Linked DNA regions of Homo sapiens: region 1 is linked to region 2. Evidence: read pairs that join two places in POLR2A ChIA-PET (ENCODE). Cell type or tissue: MCF 10A. All regions are shown on one strand. Links, peaks and the distances in the headings refer to the core of each region. The heading gives the core; the rest is flanking DNA.

Region 1 (12,327 bases), core at 4,536-8,535, 300 kb after region 2:
GTACCCCCACTCTACTCTGACAGCCTCTGGTTTAGACCACGTGCTTTTTATTTTACGCATTGACTCGATAACCTAACCCACCTATAGGAGGTCATTCTACTGAAACAATTTCACCACCCACTCAAGAGGAGCACTTGGGTTAGCAGTTTTAGTAGGGGGAACAGTATAGTGGTGGTCATCTGTGTAGCTGCCTCCTAGCACACTGACATGGTGCGTCTGCTTCCTCTTTCTTGTTTTAAGGGTGGAAGCACAGAGATCCAGAGGGCAAGGGGATTTTCCAAGGCCACACAGATCTGGGACTAGAACCTAAGCCCCCAGCCCCTGGGGCCCCACATATTGGTCCACCCAGGCTGTCACCGAAGAGGCCAGGTGCCCAGGGTAGCTTCTCCTAAGCCAATGGTGACATGGTTGGGAGGGTGACAGGCTTGCAGTTCCAGCTCCCACAGGACACAGAGGAACTTAAATTTGGCTTCTCAGGGACAGGAAGTCCCCAGCCCCACCAAGAGGACCAGAACTTACTGTGGGAGCTGATGTACTCAGGCGACTTGCCGGGTCCCAGAGGAAGGGCCTCTTCATAGTAGTCCTCAGGGGGAGGCTTGTTGGGGAGCGGTGGAGGCAGGTCGGCCGCCTGCAAGGGGACAAAAAAGAGGGCTAGGGGAGCGGAGCAGGGTAGGGAGAGAGAGGCTGAGGGAGAGGGAGGCAGGAGCTCGCAGAAGGCAGGAGGCAGTGTGAATGTGAAGCCATACCTTTTATAGAGCCACAGAGCTGGTAAAACTCGAGGGCATATTTATCCAGTGATTCTTACCCCAATTTTTTTTAATCATCAGGGTTCCCCTGGAATGTCTGCAAGTTTTGTGGACTGCCAAACAGTAGTAGTCATACTTTTTACTGAGCACATGCAGAATTACCAGAAGCTACTGTGAGTTCTGCACTACTCTGTAACCACGTCTACACACACACGAGGTGCAGTAGGACAAGGAAGCGTGAGGCCTGTTCTTTAGTGAGGCAGGACCACCCGCAGCTGAGTGCTGAGCCACTGGGCCAGGGGAACCGTGGCTTTACAGCTAAGTTCTGCCACGTGTGAGTTGTGGGACATGGGTCATATCACTCATTCTCTCTGAGCCTCAGTTTCCTCATCTGTAAAATGGGGATAACAATTGTGCCAGCCTCATTCAGTTGCTGTCAGCATGTAAAGGACATAGTAAGTTGCTAGTGACTGGTACTGTTGCTGGTGATGATGACAATGAATTATGCAGTTGACAGACAAAGCTTGTTGTGATTATGAGCCCCTTGCTCTAATTCCATGGCCCCAAGGTTGCGCATCCTATATCTGGTCCAGTCTTTCATTCTGTAGGTGACAAACTCAGGCTCAGAGAAGAGAAGCGACTCGCCTAAGGCTACACAGCAGAGTCATGGGGGTGGGCAGAGGTCACCCAACTCCTGGTCCAGAGCTTTTTCCATAGCCTGGCTTATGTTATGCAATCGGAAGTTGGGCTGGTGACGTCCTTCGGGCCTGAGGGCACAGGTAAGTTCACCACATTCTCCCTGCTCAGCACAAACACTGTGACTTCCCAGTCAGGAAGGTGGCAAAATAAAGAATAAAAATAAAAATAAATAAGAAAAAAAACACACAGCGAGCACATCACGGGCCATTGAAATGTTCACATGGTGCTGCCTGTGCCCTCACCCACAACCCGAGAGAGACAACAGGGTCCAGAACCGCCAGGAGAGCACCCAGTGGGAAGGGGAGAGCTTCCCTTGCCTCCTCCAGAGGGACAGAGGCCCTGAGGTGTGGGAACCCAGGCCATGACTCACGTTTCTCAGGCGTGGGCTCTTGGCTAGCTCAGGGCTGGCTCCTTTGCTGGGCTCCCCATCATCCTCTGGCATGTCCCGAAGGTCACTCAGGTCACAGTCTACAGAGGGACAGGCCATTGGGCAAAGAAAGCCAAGGATGAGCAGCACAGACCAGGGGAAGAGGGCTGGATTTGGGGTCAGGAGGCCTGAGTGTGAGGTCGGGCTCCACCACCCCTCCGTTAGTAACCCTAAACAAATGACTTTTGACTCTGAAACTCATCTGTACGTGGTGGCAATGATGCCTGCCTTGTCTGTTTTCCAGGATTGTAGAGAGGATCAAATAAAATCATACTTGTTTTGGTACTTTGGAAATCTTTGAGGGTTATGCTATAAAGGCACAGTGTGCTCCCTAAGTCTATGAGTCCCCAAAACTCTCTCACCAAGGCCTGTAGCTTTCTTTCTGTGTTGAACAGAGCTGTCTTCCCTCAGGATAGGGCTAGGACGGCAGGTACTCTGCATGCAGCCAGCTCAGCTGCTCCCATGCCCGTGGCAGCCATGCAAGCTATCATTTCTGCTGAGCCACTGCATCGCTCAGCCCAGTGTCTCAAGTGGCAATCACCTGGGAGTGGCCGGTGAGGAAACACCCTAATGTGCCATGCCTTCTTTGGACTGCATGGTCATCCCTACCATTCCTCAAGTCTCTGAGCTGAATTCCTATTCCTATGCAGACTTTGATTAGACTTTCAGAGCTGGCAGAACCCAGAGGGGCCAAGGACTGGCCCAAAGCGACTTAATGATGCGATGTTAGAGCCAAGCCCAGCCCAGTCGGGGGACCCTTCTGCATACACAGGGAAAGAGGGATGGCTCCGTAGCTGAGGTTGGGAGAGGGTCACTTACCAAATTCTTCAAAGAGGGATTCCACGAAGCTGGGCCCCGAGTGGAGGTCTGCTGTGTTCACATACAGGTAGGAGACCTCCTTTGCTGTGAGGAAGAAGGGGGACATGCCAGCTGTGAAGGAGGAGGGACCAGGTCTCCCCCGTCCCACTCATACTTCTAGCCCACATGGGACACAGTGCTCACTTTGCAAAGCGCATTCAAGTCCTAAATTATTTCACTGGTTTTCAAACTTTGTTTTAGTTTTTACACTGTTATTGAGGATCTCTTTCTCCAAGTAAAAGGATGTCCAGAAGCCCAGTATGGAAACAGATTACTGGGGCTGTCAGGCGTATGCTAGGGTGTGTGCATGTCATGTGTCAGGTGTGGTGGGTGTGTGAGGGGCTGTGTGTGTTGTAGGTCAGTGTGGGGGGTATGTGGGTGTGTGTGTTCTATGTGAGTGTGTGTGTTCTGTGTGTGTGTGGAGGGCAGGGGTGAAGGAGTACAAAGAGCACAGCCAGGGCTGTCGGTGGGGAGGTGGGGCCCCAGTGGACAAGGACATTGGGCAAGAGCTCGCATGGAATGCATTGGACGCTGTGTCCAGGGCTTAGCCTTCCTCCTGCGGCAGCCCCTGGGGGTGGGGGTGGGGCGGAGGGTTCCTGCATGTTCTTGAGTCAGTGAAGGGAGGTTTTGTTGTCCTACATAAGTGGAGCTCCTCCAGGCAGGCTGCTGGCGGCTAACCTGGAAGGGGCTGCAGGCTCTGCAGGATGGAGGCCACGGCCATCTTCTTTTCCAGGGTGGTATCGCTGAGGTACTCGTGGTCCAGGAGGCTGAGCAGCCCGGTGAGCTCTGGGAGCAGCTGCTCCAGCACTGCGGAGGAAGGCAGACGGGCACAGTCACAGCTGCACAGTCACAGCTCTGTGCCCGGGAGTTCGGCCCCCCACCACCTAGAGTTGGGCGGAAGGGGTCAGAGGGCAGGTCCGGGTGTGCAAGCGGACCTGGGGGCTCTCAGCTGTCCCAGACCTGCCACGCAGCTCCCGTGAGAGGGTCCTGCTCAGTTAGTCCTGTGGTGTTTCTCCGGGTCTCCCCACTCTACCTCAGATGGCCTTGGCCCAAGGACTGGACCTCCCTGGGCTCATCTGGCAACCCTGAGCTCAGGCAGCCCCGAGCAGAGGTTCTCAGGCCTCCCTCTGTCCCAGATTGCCCTCTGCTTTGCTTGACCAGGGTCCTTTCTCACTGCAGCTCGAAGCTCAGCACAGGTCTCAGGCTGGAGCCCCTGGCCATCCAGGACACAGGCAGGAAAGAGAGCCTTCCTGTCCCATCAGTTCATGTGCTTCAATCTCTGGAACCTTCTGTTTCCGGTGCCTTGGCCACAGCCAAACTAAACATTAACCCTCCTCACTCCATGTTATCAGTGCCATTCTTTCTTTCCACGTGACACCAATGCTTCTCAAACTTGAGTGTGTGTAAGAATTACCTGGGGATCTTGTCAAAATGCAAATTCTGATTCAGGAGGTGTGCGGTGGGATCCGAGATTCTGCATTTCTGATCCGCACCAAGCTGCAGCTGATGCTGGTGGTCCTGGACCATCTGAGTTGCAAGATCCTAGAGCACAGAGTCCTTTAAGGACTTCAGTGTGCCAAGACCATGATGTCACTGATGTCTCCCTGTCCTGAAAAGTAACTTGGGACTTGGTTTGCCTTAGAGCCAAAGACCAGCTTCATCACAGTAGTATTGCCCTGCTTTGCAACCCACTAAGCATTTAGGCATGATAACAGAAGCTAACCTGTACTGAACAATCATTATCAGTTATATTCAGCCCTTTTACATTTTATTGTCTCATTTAAATCGTATATCAAGTATTTTATTATCTTCATTACATGGAGGATGAAACTAAAGCTCCAGGAGGTTAAATACCTTCTCCAGGATCACACAGCTAGCAGAGCCTAGAGTGAAGCTGCTTTCTTCATTCTCTTCTTTTAACCACAGAGATATATTGACTCACAGTATTTTCTTTGTTCCTCCCAGCAAGTTTTGAAGTAGGTCCCATGATCACCCCTACCTTTTAGATGAAGACACTAAGGCTCAGAGAAGATAAATAACTTGCTTGAAGTTACACAGAGGCAAGAAGAAAAGCCAGGACTTCAGCTCCAGCCATGACTCCTAACTCCATGTGCTGTTCCCCACCCTGGGCCCTCCTGAGGAAACAGGAGACACTGACCCGGAGCTGCAGGGCCTGGAGGTGTAGGAGGAGATACAGCACCTTGCAGAAGAGAACAGGCCCTGGAGCCAGATCACCTGGGTTCAAATTCAGGCCCTATCATTCACTAGCCAATCACTTACCCTATGGGTTCCTCAGTTTCCTCCTGTAAAGGCGGAGGATAATAACAGCACCTGCCTCATAGGGTGGCTGTGAGAATTAATGACACCAGACATGCAAAGGGCCTTGCCCAGCACAGAGTGAATGCTCACCACAAGTCAGCTATTCTTGCTGTCACTGAAGAATTTACTACACTGATCTGTGCTGATCCCTGAGTGTCTGCCTCCCTTGGCAGGCTGTGAGGCTCTAGCAGGCGTGGACTGGACTGTGACTCTCTGCTTACTTATCATCTGGTCTGGGGCCTGCTCAGTGTGGGTGCTCTTCATGTGTCTGACAAGACAGGAATGAACAGATGACCACACTAGGACCTTCTTTTAAATATAAATCTTATGTATAGATAGTGACCCTTGTTAGGAAAACATGATGCTGCAGTCTCTCTGTGGCAAAATCCATCATCACCCCAAACTCGTTGACAATGAGCTGAAGGTTGATGTGGACAGCTCCTATCTCATGTGCACTCTCAGCTGCTAGACACTGAGGGAGGGGCTTTCTGTGCGTGTTTCCATCCAATCCCCAGGGCACATCTGTGAGCAGTCCTATTGGGATGCCTTTTTTTTCAGAAGATGACGCTGAGGCTGTGGCAGCTATGGGATAGTGGCACAGCTTGAGAGGTAGAGCCAGACTGATTCTAAGTCTGTGTGATCCCTAGGGATCAGAGTGGCACAGCTCTGGGGGGTCACTGCTTGCCTCCAGAGCCCAGGCGAAAGGCGCCTGGAGGTCCTGCTGCCTCCAGGGCCTGGGCCCTGCCATATCAAATAAACACAGGTTCTGGATGAATATGTTTCCCTCTTTAAAGCAGGTAATTATTTAAAATCATTTTAGCCAAACTTTAGCTGTTTTCAAGGAAATCTTTTCAAATGGAATAACAAACCTCTCTAGCGCCCTCAACAGACACACTGATATGGCTTGGCTGTGTCCCCACCCAAATCTCACCTTGAATTGTTGCTCCCAGAATCCCCACGTATCATGGGAGAGACCCAGTGGGAGGTAACTGAATCATGGAGGTGGTTACCCCTGTGCTGCTGTTCTCGTGATAGTGAGACCTGATGGTTTTATAAGGGGCTTTTCCCCTTTTTTCTTGGCATCTCTCCTTGTTGCCACCATGTGAAGGATGTGTTTGCTTCCCCTTCTGACATGATTGTAAGTTTCCTGAGGCCTCCCCAGCCATGATGAATTGTGAGTCAATTAAGCCTCTTTCCTTTATAAATTACCCAGTCTCAGGTATTTATTTATTAGTCTTTATTAGCAGCATGAAAACAGACTAATACATACACTAAATGTTGGTTAACTCAATTCCAAAACATTTACTGAGCACTAACTATGTGTCAGCCTGGCCCCTGGGCAGGGCTTAGAAAAAATGAATAAGAGATTGTTCCAACTGTCCCAACGCGCATTCTCTCTCTGTCTCATACACACAAACATGCGTATTCCCTCATAGGTAATTACTCACAAGGGAGGCAACGGCAGATGCAAGAAGGCAGCCACAGGTGGCCTGGGAGCCCTCCTGTGGCCCTGCAGCCACGACTCACATTCAAAAGCACATGATACCTCTCTGCTCTCCCACAGGATGTTATGGCTCAGGGGTGCACTGGGCTGTTTATCCCTATACCGGTTATTCTGAAACTTTTTGGTATCAGGGTCTTTTTATACTTTTAAAAATTATTGGGCCAGGCGTGTTGGCTCACGCCTGTAATCTCAACATTTTGGGAGGCTGAGGTGGGCGAATCACTTGAGCTCAGGAATTTGAGATCAGACTGGGCAACATGGCGAAATCCCATCTACAAAAGTATACAAAAAATTAGCTGGGAGTGGTGGCATGTGCCTGTAGTCCCAGCTACTCAGGAGACTGGGGTGGGAGGATTGCTTGATCCTGGAAGGAGGAGGTTGCAGTGAGTCGTGACTGTGCCACTGCATTTCAGCCTGGGTAACAGAGCAAAACCCGTTCTTAAAAAAAATTGTTGAGGACTCCAAATTGCTTTTGTTTTATGTGGGTTGTATCTATCAATATTTATTGCATTAACATTAAAACTGAAAAATCTTTAAAACACAAGAACACAAAGATACTTATCCCACTAGCCTTCAAAGTTACCCCTTCACCACAGGTTGTGCCTGGAAAACTCCACTGTAAGCTTGTAGAGAATGGGAGTGAAAAGGTATATAATGTCTTAGTACTACACAGAAGTTGTCTGGACCTTACAAACCCCCTGAAAACATCTTGGGGACTGCCCCCAGGCAACTCCCTCATCCCTAGCTACACTTTAAAACTTTAAAAACTGCTGCCCCCGCCAATGAACGACTAAGGATTGCAAAACTTTTTGGGATTTTTAAATCTGTTCCTCCCTCCCTTCCTTCCTTCCCTCCTTCCCCACTTCCCTCCCTTCCTCTTTCTCTCCATTCTCCCTCCCTCTTTTTCTTTTTTCGTTTTATTTTTCCCTCTCTCCCTTCTTTTGTTTCTTTCTTTCCTTCTGTCTTTCTTTCTTTTTGCTGTGAGGTTCCAGCAATTTCTTGTTGCTATCAGTAAATGCCTATGGGTGGCAGCTTTCTGGCTTCTAAATGCTCTACTGCTTCTAATTTAAGGTTTGCTATAGTCGTTTCTAAAGTAAGAACAGTTTGGTTCTGCATGAGCGCTCTGCATTTAAAAACCTGAGCTCTCGCACCCAAGCTTTGTAATACCTTTTTTGTTTCCTTCCTGGTCTTTGATGGGATTCTTAACATGGGACCTTGACATCTAAGTGCTCTTCCTTTAACTGAGATTTGATCACCAAAGTTCAAACAGACCAAAGGAGAAGAAAGGGACTGAATGCATCTGAGAGAAGCAGATGGAGAATGAGGGGCTGCCAGTCCTGGTGGGGTTTCTGCGACCTGAACGGATCTGGCAGGCAGCAGGGGCAGAGGGAGGGGAACCATGGGGCAAAGCACAGCTTGCACTGAACCTGCAAGTCTTTCGCTGGAGCTGAGCAGTTACCCTGTGCTGGGCAGTTAATGCACATTATCTCATCTAATCCTCCAGCGCCCTACAAAGGAGGAAATGGAGGCTCAGAGAAGTGAAGTTACTCAGCCAGTAAGCAGTAAAGTCAGGCTTTGAACCCTGGCCTGTCTGACCCCACATCTGAATGCTCCATCAGAAGACTTCAGCCCAGCTCAGTGCAGCAGAGGCTAGGAGGCCAGGCTGGGGCTGGGGGGAGGTGGGCAGATGTGAATACTGGGCTTCCTCTCACAGCCCTCCAGTGGAGTGCTCTGGGCCATGACTTCATGGGGCTCCTGATCTGGGGATACCTTTACCTGTGGGTGGAAACCCTCACCGTGAGGCTGAAATTCCTGCGTGAAGGCCCTCTCCCCACTGGGCCTGTTTGAACTTCAGAACTTCAGCTGTGAAGATCTCATAGAAAAAAAATAGACCACTGAAAGCAAATACCTGAATTAACAGCAGGGATCTCATCCCAGAGAAAACCCGATATACATCACGGATGTAAGAAACCTTTCAGCCAGTGCTGGGCTCTTCCAGAACAATACAGAGCTCACCCTAAGAAGCTAGCTTTCAATCACAGTGAATACAGAAGTCTGATGACAGCTTCATCTTTAATTTTAGAGAATTCAAACCAAAGAGATTTAAAACATTATAGAATTTAAATTGGAGAGGTCGTATGGGTATAAGGCATATGAAAAGTGATACCAACAGGACAGTAACTTCGATTTTTAGTAAGAAAAGACTCCTCCAGCGGGATTGTTGGAAATGCACATTCCCAGACCTCCTATCCAGAAAGTCTAATTTGCTAGGCCTGTCCTGGATCCAGGAACTTGCATTTTTACAAGTACTCCAAGTGATTCTGATGGGGGCAGTCCAAGGTTCAACCTCTGCAAAATACTCCACCAGAAAAAATATGCTACAGAGGACATAAGGAATGTGGGAAAACCTCTCCTATTCCTTAAAAAAATATCATTAGTTATCCTCTTCTGAAATAACTGAGAATCAAGGTGGGAATAGGAGCCCCTGAAGATTACAAATAGCTGGAGCATGGAGTCTTGCTTAGAATAGTGCAGTGGCTAGGGCTCTGGGGTCGGACCCATGTATATTGGGATTCTTGCACTGCCACTTCTGAGCTGTGCAATGATGGGCACATTAGAAATTTTGAGCCCTGGTTTTATGACAGGCAAAATGAGAATAATAGGATCCCAACCGCATAGGGCTGGAAAACTAGGTAAGGTTATGCTTGTGAAGCACTTTGCATGGCACCGTGCTTCGAACAAACATTCACTAAATGATAGCCATATTGCATGTTGTTTTGTCATTGTTGTTATTTTCTAATACTTTCCACAACTATGGAGACTCCACAGTATTGATCAGATAGCATTAGGAACAGATTTGCTATAGTTCTAATAGGCTCCAGGAGGACAGGGTCTGTGTTTCAATCAGTACACAGTAGATGTCCAATGAACATTTACTCAATGAATACAATATTTTGATGGCCTAGTCTAATCCTCTTATATTAAACATGTAGCAAGTGAGTGTCCAAGAGGTTATTTAACTTAGTTATGGTCACACAACCAGTTGGGGGAAAAAGTATTTTGTGTTAAGTTCACACAATACTAACACAAAGCTTGATGCTTAAGATAAGTCATGGAAGAGTGGCTAAAAGCACAGGCTTGGAGAATTTGGGCTCCCCTCCCAGCTCTGTCATTTTCTAGCTGTGGGCCTCTGGGGGAAATTTCTAAACTTTCCTAAGCTTCTGATTCTTCATCTGCAAACAGTGGGGGTGATCACAGTAGCTGCTTCACAAGGTCACGGTGAAGATGAAATGAACTGATGTGTATGGTGCTCAGGCACTCGATGGCTGCTCTCTTCACTCATCTGTGATCGCCCCATGGAGTTTCAGGGGAAGTGGTAGGCACAAAGGAGGATGGTACAGGGACAAGAGGGCATGGTGGGACTCTGCAAGCCTCATCCTGTGAACTATTCATGGCTCTGGCCCTGACACTGAGCTTGGGATGGCTGTGGCACAAGGAGCTGGCGAAGCCCCTTCCCTCAGAGTGCTCACATTCCAAGGACCCCCTCCAAGCAAGGTGAGGAGACAATATCTTCTAGACAGAGGGGTAGTAACGCAACCCAGGAATCCTGGGTCCTTGCTGTCCCCGGTCAGGAAAAACTTTGTTCCCAATTCCTAAGCTGCCCCCATCTCCTGTCTTTGCTCTTGGCAGACTCGGGCATGAGGACAGAACTGTCTCTATGTCTCCAGTTTATTTAGAACCACGAATAAATTCCATCTATCTTGCTTGGTTTAGTTGAGTCTTAGGGAGGTACAGTGAATTCCAATGATGAGAAAAAGATACAACAGGAAGAAATGGACTAATCATCGTTTATAAGTTTTCAATCTTTTAAGTGAGACAGAGGCTCAGAAACCCAAGATGAAGGATAATTATTCTCTGGGTTGCAAAAAAGTTTTTCAAATAAATTTAGAAACCTATTTAAAATATATCTAAGATTAGGCTGTTAAATGCTTATTGTTCCTGGTGAGTGCCCAACTAAGAGTAAGATCACTTTTCTATCTTCTCCTCACTCCTCCCCACATGACTGAAATCAAAATAAGATGTTAGATAGCAGAAATTAAGCTACCAATAAAAAGTACTACCACTTGCTACCTGGTTCACATCCCTGATGCAGCCTGAGTGAAAAGCAAGAGGTATTTATCACAACCAGAAAGGACACTAGCGCTCAGAAGGTCAGATTTATTTAGAGATCGCAAAGATAATGAGTTCATAACAAAAGACAAGTGAGTAATTAAATATCAGCAAGTCACAAGAATAATAAACCCTGTATTGGCTCCTATCAAACTAGGCCCAGTGCTGGGCACTTGGACTCATGATCTCATTCCTGTGTACCTTTCAGACTCTGGAGCGTACAAAAATGCTTGGAAACAGCTTGCAAATTACAAATTCATTAAATGCAAAGCCATAGGAAAATATACAACTTCTCTTTTCCCCACCTCACTATTTGACCAGCCTCTTTACAGAGATCACAAAGATAACTTATCCTTCTTTGTTTTCAAAGTCAGAGTAAATGCAACTAGCACCATTTAAAAATGGAAAAAGACCACTGTGAGACTGTGGTTTTATGAAGGGCCTACAATTTTTCTTTTGATTTACTCAAATTTCCTTTCTTATGCAAAGGAAAATGACCCAATTTCCATCTCATAAAGGCTCCTGTTCTGGAGAAAGAACCAGTGCCTTACTTTGAACATTTCTGATCATGATTTTAGAGTTAACTTTCTGCATACTGTATTAACATATCAGTGGGGTATGACCCACAGTACCAGTGGGGAGGCAAGTCGCCCTGGAAAGAAAAGCAGTATGCTGATCAGATGTGAGCTCAGTGCTTGGGTAGGGTGAAGGAAAGGAAGAGCAGCCTTTTCTGTGACTTTCAAACCCTGCAGGCTTTTCTCTTCTTTCTTTCTTTTTTTTTTTTTTTTTTTTTTTTTTGAGACGGAGTCACGCTCTGTTGTCCGGCTGGAGTGCAGTGGTGCGATCTCGGCTCACTGCAACCTCCGCCTCCTGGGTTCAAGTAATTCTCCTGCCTCAGCCTCCGAGTAGCTGGGACTACAGGTGTGCGCCACCATGCCCAACTAAGTTTTGTATTTTTAGTAGAGATGGGGTTTCACCATGTTGGCCAGGATGGTGTCGGTCTGTTGACCTTATGATCTGCCCACCTCAGCCTCCCAAAGTGTTGGGATTACAGGCGTGAGGCACCCTGTAGGCTTTTCCAGAGACACCTCCTTCCAGGCTGTCCTCACGCTCTGTTCCTCACCTCTCAACTCAGGGACTTTGAAGAGCTGTTCTTTTTGCCTATCAGAACTCCCTTCCGCTGCCAGCCAGTAACATCCTCTTTAGCTCTCTACTCAATCCTGACTTCCTCAGGGATACCTTCCTTGTTCTCTTCACTGCACCTACTCCCCCCATTTTATGCCATGGTAGCATCAAGTATCTCTCCCTGTGGCACTTCACATGGCAAGATTTTGTATTTACTTATGTATTTTTTGATGATGGTCACTTTCCCCAACTTAAGCCTGAGTTCCTTGAGTGCACGAACATTGCCAGCTTTGGCTAGCGCCAAACATAGGGCAAATGTTTAAGTATACATGGAACAATAAATTCTTGGAGCAAACTTTATTTTCTTTTAAGAGTTGATAAAGTCTAACAGCTAGTTAATGTGATTTTAAAACCATGTCTGGCCTTATAGTGGCTCAGTATAGTAAAGAGATGCTTGAAAAAAAGAAAAAAAAAATCAG
Region 2 (12,327 bases), core at 4,697-8,696:
ACTCCTGCATAGCTGGGATTACAAGTGTGTGCCACCACATCTGGCTAATTTTTGTATTTTTAGTAGAGACGGGGTTTCACCATGTTGGCCTGGGTGATCTCGAACTCTTGACCTCAGGTGATTTGCCCACCTTAGCTTCCCAAAGTGCTGGGATTATAGGGATGAGTCACCATGGCTGGCCTACAGGTGCTTTTTAAAATCTTGTTCTTTAATTTTGCATTCCTTTATCATTTGTAGGGAATAGTAACTCACATTGCTATTTTACTAAAGAACTATATTTTCAGAGGAATGATAAACACACAGTATACAGGCTTTAAGTCTCACCTTCTACCATGCAGAAGCAATTCAGTGTAGCAGTTAAGAGCTCTGACTCTCAGGGCCAACTACCTGCATTCAAATCCTGGCTCTGCCCCTAGCTGCGTGACTAAGCAGGTTATTGCCTCTCTCTGTGCCAAAGATTCCTCAACTGTAAAATGAGATAATGGTATCTACATTTCAGGGTTATTTTGAGATGAAGTGAATTAATATATGTACATAAGAACAGTGCTTAGCGTTTTGTAAACACTCAGAAAGTAGGTTTTTAAGATTTGTTTGCGTATTTAGGCCAGGCACGGTGGCTCACACCTGTAATCCCAGCACTTTGGGAGGCTGAGGTGGGCGGATCACCTGAGGTCAGGAGCTCGAGACCAGCCTGGCCAACATGGTGAAACCCTATCTCTACTAAAAATACAAAAATTAACCGGGTGTGGTGGCGGGCGCCTGTAATCCCAGCTACTCAGGAGGTTGAGGCAGGAGAATCGCTTGAACCTAGGAGGCAGAGGTTGCAGTGAGCCGAGATCATGCCATCGCACTCCAGCCTGGGTGACAGAGCGAGACTCCATCTCAAAAAAAAATAAAACTTTTTTTTGCATATTTGTTGTTTTTAATCTGCATCCTCATCATTCGTGTTCAGGAAAGGTTAGAAGATTGGTGGTGTAAAAGGGGACTTGGGTGGCCACAGTACTGGGTACCTTCATCTCCTCCTCCTTTCTGCCACTGTAGTGAATCTGACACCCACCCATTCACCTATATCTCCTGACTCCACTAGGAAATCCCTCACCATGGGAATCCTGGCAGCAGATGGGATGAGACAGAAGGAGACAGGTATGAGGTTTGGACCCACTCCTCCTTTCTTTCTGCTGTGCTCATCCTAACCATTTCAGAATAAGAAGACTATCCTCCTCAGGAGGCTGAGGCAGGAGGGTCCTTGAGGCTGGAAGGTAGAGGCTGCAGTGAGCCATGATTGCTCCATTGCACTCTAGACTGGGCAACAGAGTGAGATCCCGTCTCAAAAAAAAAAAAATTAAACCAAAGGAGACTATCCTCATTTCTCATCTGGGCCACAGTAAAGCCCCCAACTGATCTCGCTGCTTCCACTCTCACCACCCCCTCATAATCCATTGTCCACAGCAGCTGAAGAGATCTTTGAAAAACATAAATCAGCTGGGCACAGTGGCTCACGCCTGTAATCCCAGCACCTTGGGAGGCCAAGGCAGGTGGATCAAGAGGTCATGAGTTCAAGACAAGTCTGACCAATACGGTGAAACCCTGTCTCTACTAAAAATACAAAAAGTAACCAGGCATGGTGGCGCACGCTTGTAGTCTCAGCTACTCGGGAGGCTGAGGCAGGAGAATTGCTTGAACCCAGGAGGCGGAGGTTGCAGTGAGCCGAGATCATGCCGCTGCACTCGAGCCTGGGCGACAGAGTGAGACTCCGTCTCAAAAAAAAAAAAAAAGAAAGAAAAGAAAAACATAAATCAAACCGTGTCACTTCCCCACTCAAAACTGTCCAGTGGCTCCCCATCACAGTTAGAATAAACTCCAAACTCCTTGCCATGACCTATAAAGCTGTGCATGATCTGGTCCTTGCGTGCCTCTTCTATTTTATCCCCAACAGTCTCCCCTCACTAATTTCCCTGGAGCCACATCAACCTTCCGTCTGTCCTTTAAACATTCTGGACTCATCCTTGCCTCAGGGCCTTTGCACAACTATGCTCTCTACTCTCCCTTCAGATATTCTCAAGGCTAGCTCCTTCCTGACACTCAGATCTCAGCTCACATGTTCCCTCCTCCAGAGGCCTTCCCTCACACCCAGAAGTTACCATGACTATTTATTTCCTTTAAATTACAAATTATTACCTACAATTCTGTTGTTTGTCTATCTTCTGTCTCTGTCACTAACTTGTCAACCCCATGAGAATAGAAGCTCAGACTCTCTCGTTGATGCTGTGCCTGCACACTGCAGGTGCTCATTAAATAACCGTTGGATGAATGAATGTGAAAGAGACACAGACTAAAGATTTAGCTGCATCACTAACAATTCCGTGACTGTAAGCATGTTCCTCTCTGTCTCTGGGGCTCGGTCTCTGTAAAGCAATGGGACTGGACTAGTTGTTATTTGAGGGCCCTGCTGGCTCTGATATGTTGTGTTTTGGAGATCCCCAAAACAGACTGCCGTTGAGCTGCATTTCTCTGGAACTCTGGAGACAGTTAAGCAGTGACCACTCGCTGAGAACAGTTCCATGAGAATCTAAGGCTGACAACTCCTTAGGTTTTTTGCTTACCAACTAGCTGCACTTGTTCCTCTTCCTTGGAGGCTGTCTCCTGCAGATCATGGAGGAATCTGCTGTTCACTTTGATGATATCATCAATGTTTGAGAACAGGACATCCAGATCTCCCTGCGGCAACTGGAAGGAACAAAGAAGCCATGAGAGGTGGTTGGGAGTTCCATAGAATGTATTTGCAGGCTTTTGAGAGTAGGACAGAACACTCACACCATTCCCATCACTCCTGAGAAGATTGGCTGCCCCAGTGGAATTTTGCAAGGATTTTGAAACGTTATAAATTAGGTATTTTCAGGCCAGGCGCAGTGGCTCACGCCTGTAATCCCAGCACGTTGGGGAGATGAGGCGGGTGGATCATGAGGTCAGGAGTTCAAGACCAGCCTGGCCAAGATGGTGAAACCCATCTCTACTAAAAATACAAAAATTAGCTCGGCATGGTGGTGGGTGCTTGTAATCCCAGCTACTCGGGAGGCTGAGGTAGACAATTGCTTGAACCTGGGAGGTGGAGGTTGCAGTGAGCCGAGATCGTGCCACTGCACTCCAGCCTGGGCGACAGAGCGAGACTCCATCTCAAAAAAAAAAAAAATTAGGTATTTTCATTACTCTACAAGAAGAGAGGAACAGACGGAGTACTCAGTGGGGAAGAAAAGCTGAACCGGGGTTTTAGCCTAGGTCTGCTGCCAGCTAGCTTCTCTCAGTTTCCCCATCTGTCATTGAAGGGTGAGAAGTTAGACTTCTTTCCACCTCTGACATACTTGGCACCTACCACCATGACCTCAAGATGCATTCTCTGGCCCCTATTAACCAGGCTATACCACTGTTTAAAAAGATGCAGGACATCTATATAAATGCACAAGCATGGAAGGATGTGCTGGACACACATTCAAGTGGGAAAGCTAACTGAAGAACAATATCTAGAGTCTGCTCTTGTTTCTGTTAAAATAAATAACAACATATACAGTCACGCACTGCATAATAACATTTTAATCAATGATAAACTGCATATACCAGGGTGATCTCATAGGATTATAATATCATATTTTTACTGTACCTTTTCTGTGTTTAGATACATAAATACTATTGTGCTGCATTTGCCTGTAGTATTCAGGACAGTGACATGCTGAACACACTTATAGCCTAGGAGCAATAGGCCATACCATCCAGTCTAGGTGTGTAGTAGGCTATATCATCTAGGTTTGTATTAGTGCACTCTATGATGTTCACACATGATGAAATTGCCTCACTATGCATTCCTCAAAACATATCCCTGGTGTTAAGTGACATAAGACTGTATTTGCTTGTTTAATGCCTATAGAGAAAAATCCCAATTTCTGGAGGGTAAAATAAAAGAAGTACTTCACTTTCTACATTATCTACATTGGTATTTCATTCAATGAAGAAAGACTAATTTTAAGTCTGTTATTTATGTGTCAAGACTGGGATATAATCAACTTAACAAAATATTTGCCCTTATGGAGTTCAAATGCTAGGGGATGCTTGAAACGTAGCAAGCAAGAGCCTGCATTATTTCTGAAACCCAAAAAAGAAAATGTAAAAAATAAGCACTGTAATAGTAACTCTCACAGTGCTAATTTCTCCATGTCACCACCCTGCAAATGAGACAGTTAGAATGTAGGTCATGGCTCGGTGTGGTGGCATGTGCTTGTAATCCTAGCTAATCAGGAGGCTGACTTCGGAGGGTGAGATGGGAGGATCACTTGAGCCTGGGAGTTTGAGACCAGTCTGGGCAATGTAGTGAGACCCTGTCTCCTGTAAATAAATAAATAAATAAATAAGTTTGCCTTGGGCTTTCCTGGGTGAGCCGAGCCTTGCCCTGGCCTTTTGGGTTCCCCTGCCTGAGGGCCTGCAGGGGCTGTGGTTGGAGACCTGAGGAGGGGACAGAGCCCAGCCCCTCTCCTGTGGCTGAGCAGGCCTCTGTGTCCATGACACCTGTCTTCGGGGGCCTGGGGGCTGTGGGCGTATGTCCTCCCTGCTGGCTCCCCCAGCCCCTGCTGCTTGATGCTCTTGGAACTCTTCCCTAAGGAGTCAGTCCCCTAGAGGCCTATCAGGGAATCCTTTTGTATCTGCACTTTGGGTTTTAGTTTCAAAGCTCCATCAGGTACAGCTCACGTTTCAGGATGTGTGGAAAGCTTGAGTGAGGGCTCCCCTGGTTTGTCCTAGTTCCACCTTCCTTAGAGGGAGAAGGCTGTTGCAGACCCCCATCCATGCCACACCAGCTCAGCACTGCACATCTCAAGGTGATTCCCAAGACAGCTGGTGCCTCCTGGCCTTCCTGCACCAGGCCAAGGGGCACCTCAGAGGATGCTGGATCCTTTGCCTCTTCTTGATTGAGGGATCTCTCTATATATGAATGTGTGTATATAAATATAAATATACATATATATATACACACACACACACATATATATATCTATATATCTATATCTATATATCTATATCTATATCTATATCTATATATAGATATATATATATGAGATTTATTTTTTCTGGAATTCTGTTAGAAAAGTAAAGAAAAAGCAAATGCTATTGATTTATCTCAGGGTACCCAAAGAGGTTGTAGTCAATTTTTGGTACTAGGAAAGGCAGCAAATGCATTTCCTGACTTTTAAGCATTTCCTTGTTGGAAGCCATAGAGGGCCAGGCCAAGTCGCTGACAGTGACTTTGTGATCGAATAAAGAGACCCTTGAAGGGGAAGCAGGAAAAAAAGAAGAAGAGGAGGAAGAAGAAGAAGAGGAAAAAGAAAGAAGAGGAAGAAGAAAGAAGAGGAAGGAGAAGAAGGAGAAGGAGAAGAAGGAGAAGAGGAAGAGGAAGGAGAGGAAGAGGAAGAAGAGGAAGAGGAAGAAGAGGAAGAGGAAGAAGAAGAGGAAGAGGAAGAGGAAGAAAGAAGAAGAAGAAGAAGAAGAAGAAGAAGAAGAAGAAGAAGAAGAAGAAGAAGAAGAAGAAGAGTCAGTTTAAGCAATCTGTTCCAAACTTGAAAAGGGCTTGTTCATTAGCTCACATAGGTCTCCCAGTGATTATTCCGCTCACCAGTTAGCCAAGGAATACACTAAGACTCTAAGCCATGGAAGACCTTGATGGAGGTTGCACGGCCAAGGAAAAGAAGTACTGGGGCTTACATCCAGGTCTGTCAGACTTCACATCTACCACGCTTCCTTTCTGTCAAGCTTGCCCCAGGAATGGATGAGAAATCTCAGAAGCTGGGACCCACATTTGCCCCTATAAAGACAGGTTGTGTGTGACCCCACCCAAGTACCTGCTGGAGGCGGCTCCTGATGTCAGAGGCACAGAGCTGGAGCATGTGCAAGTAGGAGACCTCAGTGTCGATGAGCTCCCGGACAGCCAGCCTCTGATGAAGCAGCGATCTGTCCTCAGAGGCCCTACCTTCCCTGTCCGGACTCCCTGACCTGGAGGATGGCTCGTCGGCTCCATGCTTGGCCATGTCAGCAGGTTCTGGGAAAAGCAAAAGCATCCCCACTCACTTCCAGGAAGAACTATTGGGACATGCTGTCTCTAATTCAATGACAATTACTCATCAAGAGGCCTAAAAACATCTTAAGCTGCAAACAGAGTCAAGATGAACTGTTTATTAGCATTTGTAGGCAGTACCTGAACAATATTGAAAGGCAGGTAACAGCTCTGATAACTCTTGACATTTTAGGTGGTGGCTCATGCCTGTAATCCCAGCACTTTGGGAGGCCAAGGTGGGCAGATCACCTGATGTCAGGAGTTCGAGACCAGCCTGGCCAACATGATGAAACCCCGTCTCTACTAAAAATACAAAAATTAGCCAGGCATGGTGGCGGGCTCCTGTAGTCCCAGCTACTCAGATACGCTGAGGCAGAAGAATCACTTGAACCCGGGAGGCAGAGGTTGCAGTGAGCCAAGATCACACCACTGCACTCCAGCCTGGGCAACAGAGCAAGATTCTTACAAAAAAAATTTTTTTTTAATAGATAATTCTTGACATTTTGAATTCATTTCCCAGGACCCAGACAACATGCTTGCCTGGCTTTTCTTCTATTTCCAATCCAGCTCTTGACCTAGATTTCTTTATCTGGTACAGCTGAATCTCTTTCACCCTCTCCCAGTGGTCCCCCTACACCCCATCCCACCAGCTACCCCATTTAGGCCTTACTACCCATCGCCTGGGCTATTTCCACAGCCCTCAGAGTCATCCTTCCTAATCCACACTGCTCTCCTGCCACCACCACACCCATTCTTTCTGGACACATTTCCAGTTTAAACTCCCTGAAACAAAGCTTGTGAACATGGTGTGCCCTGCTGTAAGACTTTAGTAGCTTCCTGCTGCTCAGTGATCTGATTCCAACCTCATTTCCCCTTCACAGACTGCACTCCAGGCTCTAACTTCATTTCCTCTTCACAGGTTGTACTGCAGTGGAAAGAGAGTTGAGCGCTCTTCTCCATACTTGCATTGGCATTTCCTGCTTTTGCACTTGCCATGCCCCCTCCTGTGTTCCTATCCCCCAGCATTCACTTCTCTAAGGCTACTCTTGATCCTCCCCTCATTTCTCACTCCCACCAGCTGCACTTTTCTTCTCTGAAACTCCTGCAATCCTTTATCTCTAACTTATAAAGTATCAAGGGCCCGGGTGCGGTGGCTCACGCCTGTAATCCCAGCACTTTGGGAGGCTGAGGTGGGCAAACCACCTGAGGTCAGGAGTTCGAGACCAGCCTGGCCAACATGGTAAAACCGCATTTCTACTCAAAATACAAAAATTAGCCGGGTGTGGTGGTGCACACCTGTAATCCCAGCTACTCGGGAGGCTGAGGTAAGAGAATCACTTGAACCCAGGAGGTGGAGGTTGCAGTGAGCCGAGATTGTGCCACTGCCCTCCAGCCTGGGTGACAGAGCAAGACTCCATCTCAAAATAATAATAAAGCGTAAAGGGCAATACCATGGACAAGATGATCTGAAAAACTTTCCTACTACAAAACACTTAGGAATGCTAGATCAGTTATAATAAACTTTTTAACTGCATGACAGATCTTGTAAGGGAGGAAAAGAAATCACTAGGGCCCTCAAACAGGGAATTGAAAACTACGGTGGGGAGCAGCTGAGCTGATGCAGCTGTGGCCCAAAGTAGAGGGGTGGGTAAGGAAGACAGTATTTGAAACTCAGTGAACCAGAGACTTGGGCATTAGTGCCCAGGTAGGAATAGGAGACAAGCTCCTTCACAGAACTGGGACCCCCCCAGCCACAAGGACTTCTGTGAAATGGTGGATCAGGAAAAAAAAAAAAAAATGCAGCTATCCACACAGAAGATGACAAAGACAGTTCATCCTGGCTTGGGTTCTGGGTGAGGAAAAAAGGTCTCCTTCATAACATAAATTCGTAACAACACACCTGCCTTCACTGGGTTTAGGTCCAAATCAATGCTACACATGTGGTCCAGGTGGCCCAAAGCTGATAAATTTATACAAAAAGAAATCCTGAATTCTGAGTGGCCACAACAAAATAAAATGTTTCCAGAAGGACACGTCTTTAACCTAGGCCACAGATAACCATGTCCTGAAGATGAGTTTAGAATAAAAAATATAAGAATGCCCCTGTGAGTGAGTACCAGCAGAAACAACAAGAGCAGGAGTAGACCCCAAGAGTGTCAGATAACCAACCAGTCAGATACAGGCCAAAACAGAAACAGGGAAAGAGGAAAGACACTAGGACAAAAAATACAGACCTGTATAATGTTTTACAAGTACCAAATAGGGCTGGGCACAGTGGCTCATGTATGTAATCCCAGAACTTTGGGAGGCTAAGGCAAGAGGCTTGCTTGAGCCCAGGAGTTCAAGACCAGCCTGGGCAACATAGTGAGATTTCGTCTCTACAGAAAAAATTTTTTTGTAATTAGTCAGGCATGATGGTACATGCCTGTGGTCCCAGCTACTCAGGAGGCCAAGGTAGGAGGATTGCTTGAGCCCAGGAGGTAGAAGTTGCAGTAAGCCAAGATTGCACCACTGCACTCTAGCTTGGGTGACAGAGCGAGACCCTGTCTCAACAACAAACAAACAAACGAACAAACAAAAACAACAACAAAAGAAACATGAACACAGTAAGATACACAATTGTTACACAACATCCCTCATGTTGCCTTTTCACCTAATTCGCTCCAGTCCCCATCCTATCCTAATCCTTGGCAACCACAAACCTGTTCTCCATTTCTATAATTGTGTCCTTTCCCGAAATTCATGTAAATGGAATCACACAGTATGTAATCTTTTAGGATTGGCTTTATTCAATCAGCATAATTCCCTGGAGATTCATGTATATTGTGGGTATCAATAGTTATAGTTCCTTCCTTTTTATTGCTGAGTAGCTGAGATACTTTGTTTAAAAAAGTACAAAGGATACATGGCAAAAATGTTAAAATTAAACAAAGCTAGGAGGTAAGTACGTGGGTATTTGTTGTTTTGTGCTTTGTTATTTTCTGGATGGTTAAAATACTTCATAATATTTAAAATGGCACAGATCCCATGTAACCTTGTGCTCAGCGTGCTCATTTTCCTGGCTAGACACTAAGCTCTTGGAGGCAAGATGAGCACCTATTCATCTTGTATCCTCCTCTGTGCCTCACCATGCCCATGATTAATACTATTTGCTACATAAATGGTTCTTATGGATGTATTAGTATTTGTTGAAGTTTCTGTCTTAGGCCGAAGCCATTGTTCCATAGATCGGAGAGTACATAAATGGATGTTTGGGGAGGGCAGGGATGTACAGAGGGCAAAGGCCCAGAAAGATCCTGAAACAAATCTGTCTGATGCATAGCTGTATTCTGGCTCCCAAACACACCCCGTGATCTGCTGATTTGTCCCTGGCCTGAATGGCAACATTCACTACCTGTGCACAGCTTCTCTAGAAAGATCCCCATAGAATTTCAGGAAAGCTATTCAGGTTCCACAACTCAAAACTGTTGCTAAATAAATAAAATCATGAGAAATACTTTACAGAGAACTACTAAAGACTTACAACAGCATTAATTTGCACTTAGGTTAATTGCAATCTAGACCTCCTAGCAGGAAAAACCTCTCTGTAGCAGCATGTGTTATCCCTTAGATTATAGCCTGTGTAATGGAAAAACCTCATTGTTATTTCTTTAAAAACATCATGCCCTTATTTGATCATTACACATTGTATACAGGTATCAAAATATCACATATACTCCCCAACTATTATATATCCATTTAAAATAGCATGAAAAATAAACTAATAATTGTTTAAAGGAAAAATATCTATACTATTCAGCAATAAAAGAAATGAAGTACAATTGACCCTTGAACAGCATGGGTTTGACTGCATGGGTCCACTTATACACAGAATTTCTTCTGCCTCTGCCACCCCTGAGACAGCAAGGGCAACCCCTCCTCCTCCTCAGCCTACTCAACACAAAGACCACAAGGATGAAGACCTTTATGATGATCCACTTCCACTTAGCGAATAGTAAACATTTTTTCTCTTCTCCATGATTTTTTAAATAACGTTTTCTTTTCTCTAGCTTACTTTAAGAATACAGTATATAATACATATAACATACAAAATATGTGTTAATCAACTGTTTATGTTATCAGTAAGGCTTCCAGTGAACAGTGGACCATCAGTAGTTAAGTTTTTGGTGAGTCAGAAGTTATAAGTGGATTTTCCCTGGCACATGTTGGTACCCCAACCCCTATGTTGTTCAAGGATCAACTGTATTCATATGTTCTACAACATGAATGAATCTTAAAAACATTATGCTTAGTGAAAAAAGGCAATCACAAAGGGTCACATATTTTATTATTGCATTTATATGAAATGACCAGAATAAGCTAATCTATAGAAACAGATAGAAACAGAAAGATTGGCAATTGCCTAAGGCTGAGGGGATGGAGAATTGGAGTTTGGAGCTGAAGGATGCAACGTTTTCTGGGGAAATGATGAAAATGTTCTAAACTGTGGTGATGGTTGCACAAGTCTGTGAATATACTAGAAACTATTGATTTGTACACTTTAAATGGGCAAACCATATGATATGAATTATAGCTCAGTAAAGCTGCTACCAAAAAAATATTATAGAATATCAAATGCTGGCAGGAATGTGGAGAAACTGGATCTCTCATACACTGCTGGTGAAAATGTAAAATGCCTGGGTACAGCGGCTTACACCTGTAATCTCAGCACTTTGGAAGGCTGAGGTGGGTGGATCACCTGTGGTCAGGAGTTCAAGACCAGCCTGACCAACATGGCAAAACCCCGTCTCTACTAAAAATATAAAAATTAGCTGGGTGTGGTGGTGGGCACCTGTAATCCCAGCTACTCAGGAGGCTGAGACAGGAGAATTGCTTGAACCCAGGAGACGGAGGTTGTGATGAGCCAAGATCGTGCCACTGCACTCCAGCCTGGATGACAGAGCGAGACTCCATCTCAAACAAAAACAAAAACAAAAACAAACAAACCAAAAAAAACAAGAAAACGTAAAATGGTACAGCCACTCTGGAAAACAGTTTGTCAGTTTCTTCAAAAATAAAACATACACTTTCTGTGTAACTCAGCAATTCCATGTCTGGACATCCCGCAGTAAGAGAACTTATGTACAAAAACCTGTACATAAGTGTTCACAGAAGCTTTATTTGTAATATTCAAAAACTGGAAACAACCAAAATTTCCTTTAATAGATGATGGTTAAACAAACAGTGGTACATCCATGCCACTGAATACTCAGAAATGAAAAGGAACGAACTGCTGATACAGCAACAGCTTGGATGGCTCTCGAGGGCATGATGCTATGTGAAAAAAAGCCAATCTTTAAAGGTCACATACTGTGTGATTCCATTTAATAACAAAGAAAATTGTAGAGATAGAGAACAGATTTGTGGCTGCCTGGTTAGAGATGGGGATGGACAGCAGGTAGGTGTGAGTATAAAAGAATAGTAACAGAGAGAACTTTGTGGTGACAGTGTTATTGTCTACAACAGAATATTCTGTAATTTAATTGAGGTGGTGACTACACAAATCTACACATGATAAAATGGAATAGAACAATCAAACACAAACACGTATATTATACCAATGCCCATTTCCTGGTTTTGATGTTGTGCTATATTTAAATAAGATGTAACCATTGGGGAAACATGGGTGAACAGTACAGAGGGCCTCCCTTTGCTATTGTTGCAACCTCACCTTGATGTATAATTATTTCAAAATAAAAATGTAAAAGCAAAATATTATACAGATGCTCTTCGACTTACAATGAGGTTATGTCCTGATAAACCCATTATAAGTTGAAAAATGTATAAGTAAAAAATGTATGAAATATACCTGACACCTAGTGAACATCATAGCTTAGCCTAGATTACTTCAAACATGCTTAGAACACTTAGATTAGCCTACAGTTGCCCAAAATCATCTAATACAAAAATCTGTTTTATAACAAAGTGTTCAATATCTAGAGTAATTAATTGAATACAGTATTGAAAGTGAAAAATAGAATAGTTGTATGGGTACTCAAAGTACGGTTTCTACTGAATGTGTATCATTTTTGCACCATCTTACAGTCAAAAATTCATAAAGTCGAATCATCATAAGTCGGCGACTGTCTATATAGCTTAAGTTATTCACTATCTTTGCAATACTCTCAGGACAAAGCAGCTTAAAAGCCTGGGAGAAGCCAGGCAAATGGTCTCACACCTATCATCCCAGCTACTCA

The links. ChIA-PET counts read pairs that join two places held together with the same protein. Peaks named below come from ENCODE experiments on the same cell type or tissue, not always from the same donor. Only the 100,000 strongest peaks of a DNase experiment are listed, where the experiment ranks them.
Region 1: POLR2A ChIA-PET joins it to region 2 with 5 read pairs; 3 of 35 experiments call an interaction of 5 or more read pairs at or near these places.

Annotation. Positions count from the first base shown.
Region 1 is chr5:149,290,719-149,303,045 of GRCh38, reverse strand. It overlaps AFAP1L1 (actin filament associated protein 1 like 1), which reads right to left. Exons shown (of 19, transcript NM_152406.4): 2 at 3,409-3,537; 3 at 2,692-2,775; 4 at 1,816-1,913; 5 at 520-628. Among named protein-coding and RNA genes, the nearest start is that of AFAP1L1, 25 kb to the right of the region's middle. In MCF 10A, for the core only: no CTCF peak of the experiment used is centred there; a DNase peak (open chromatin) is centred at 6,475.
Region 2 is chr5:149,591,508-149,603,834 of GRCh38, reverse strand. It overlaps ARHGEF37 (Rho guanine nucleotide exchange factor 37), which reads right to left. Exons shown (of 13, transcript NM_001001669.3): 2 at 5,880-6,076; 3 at 2,604-2,727. The coding sequence starts at 6,065. Among named protein-coding and RNA genes, the nearest start is that of ARHGEF37, 16 kb to the right of the region's middle. In MCF 10A, for the core only: no CTCF peak of the experiment used is centred there; no DNase peak of the experiment used is centred there.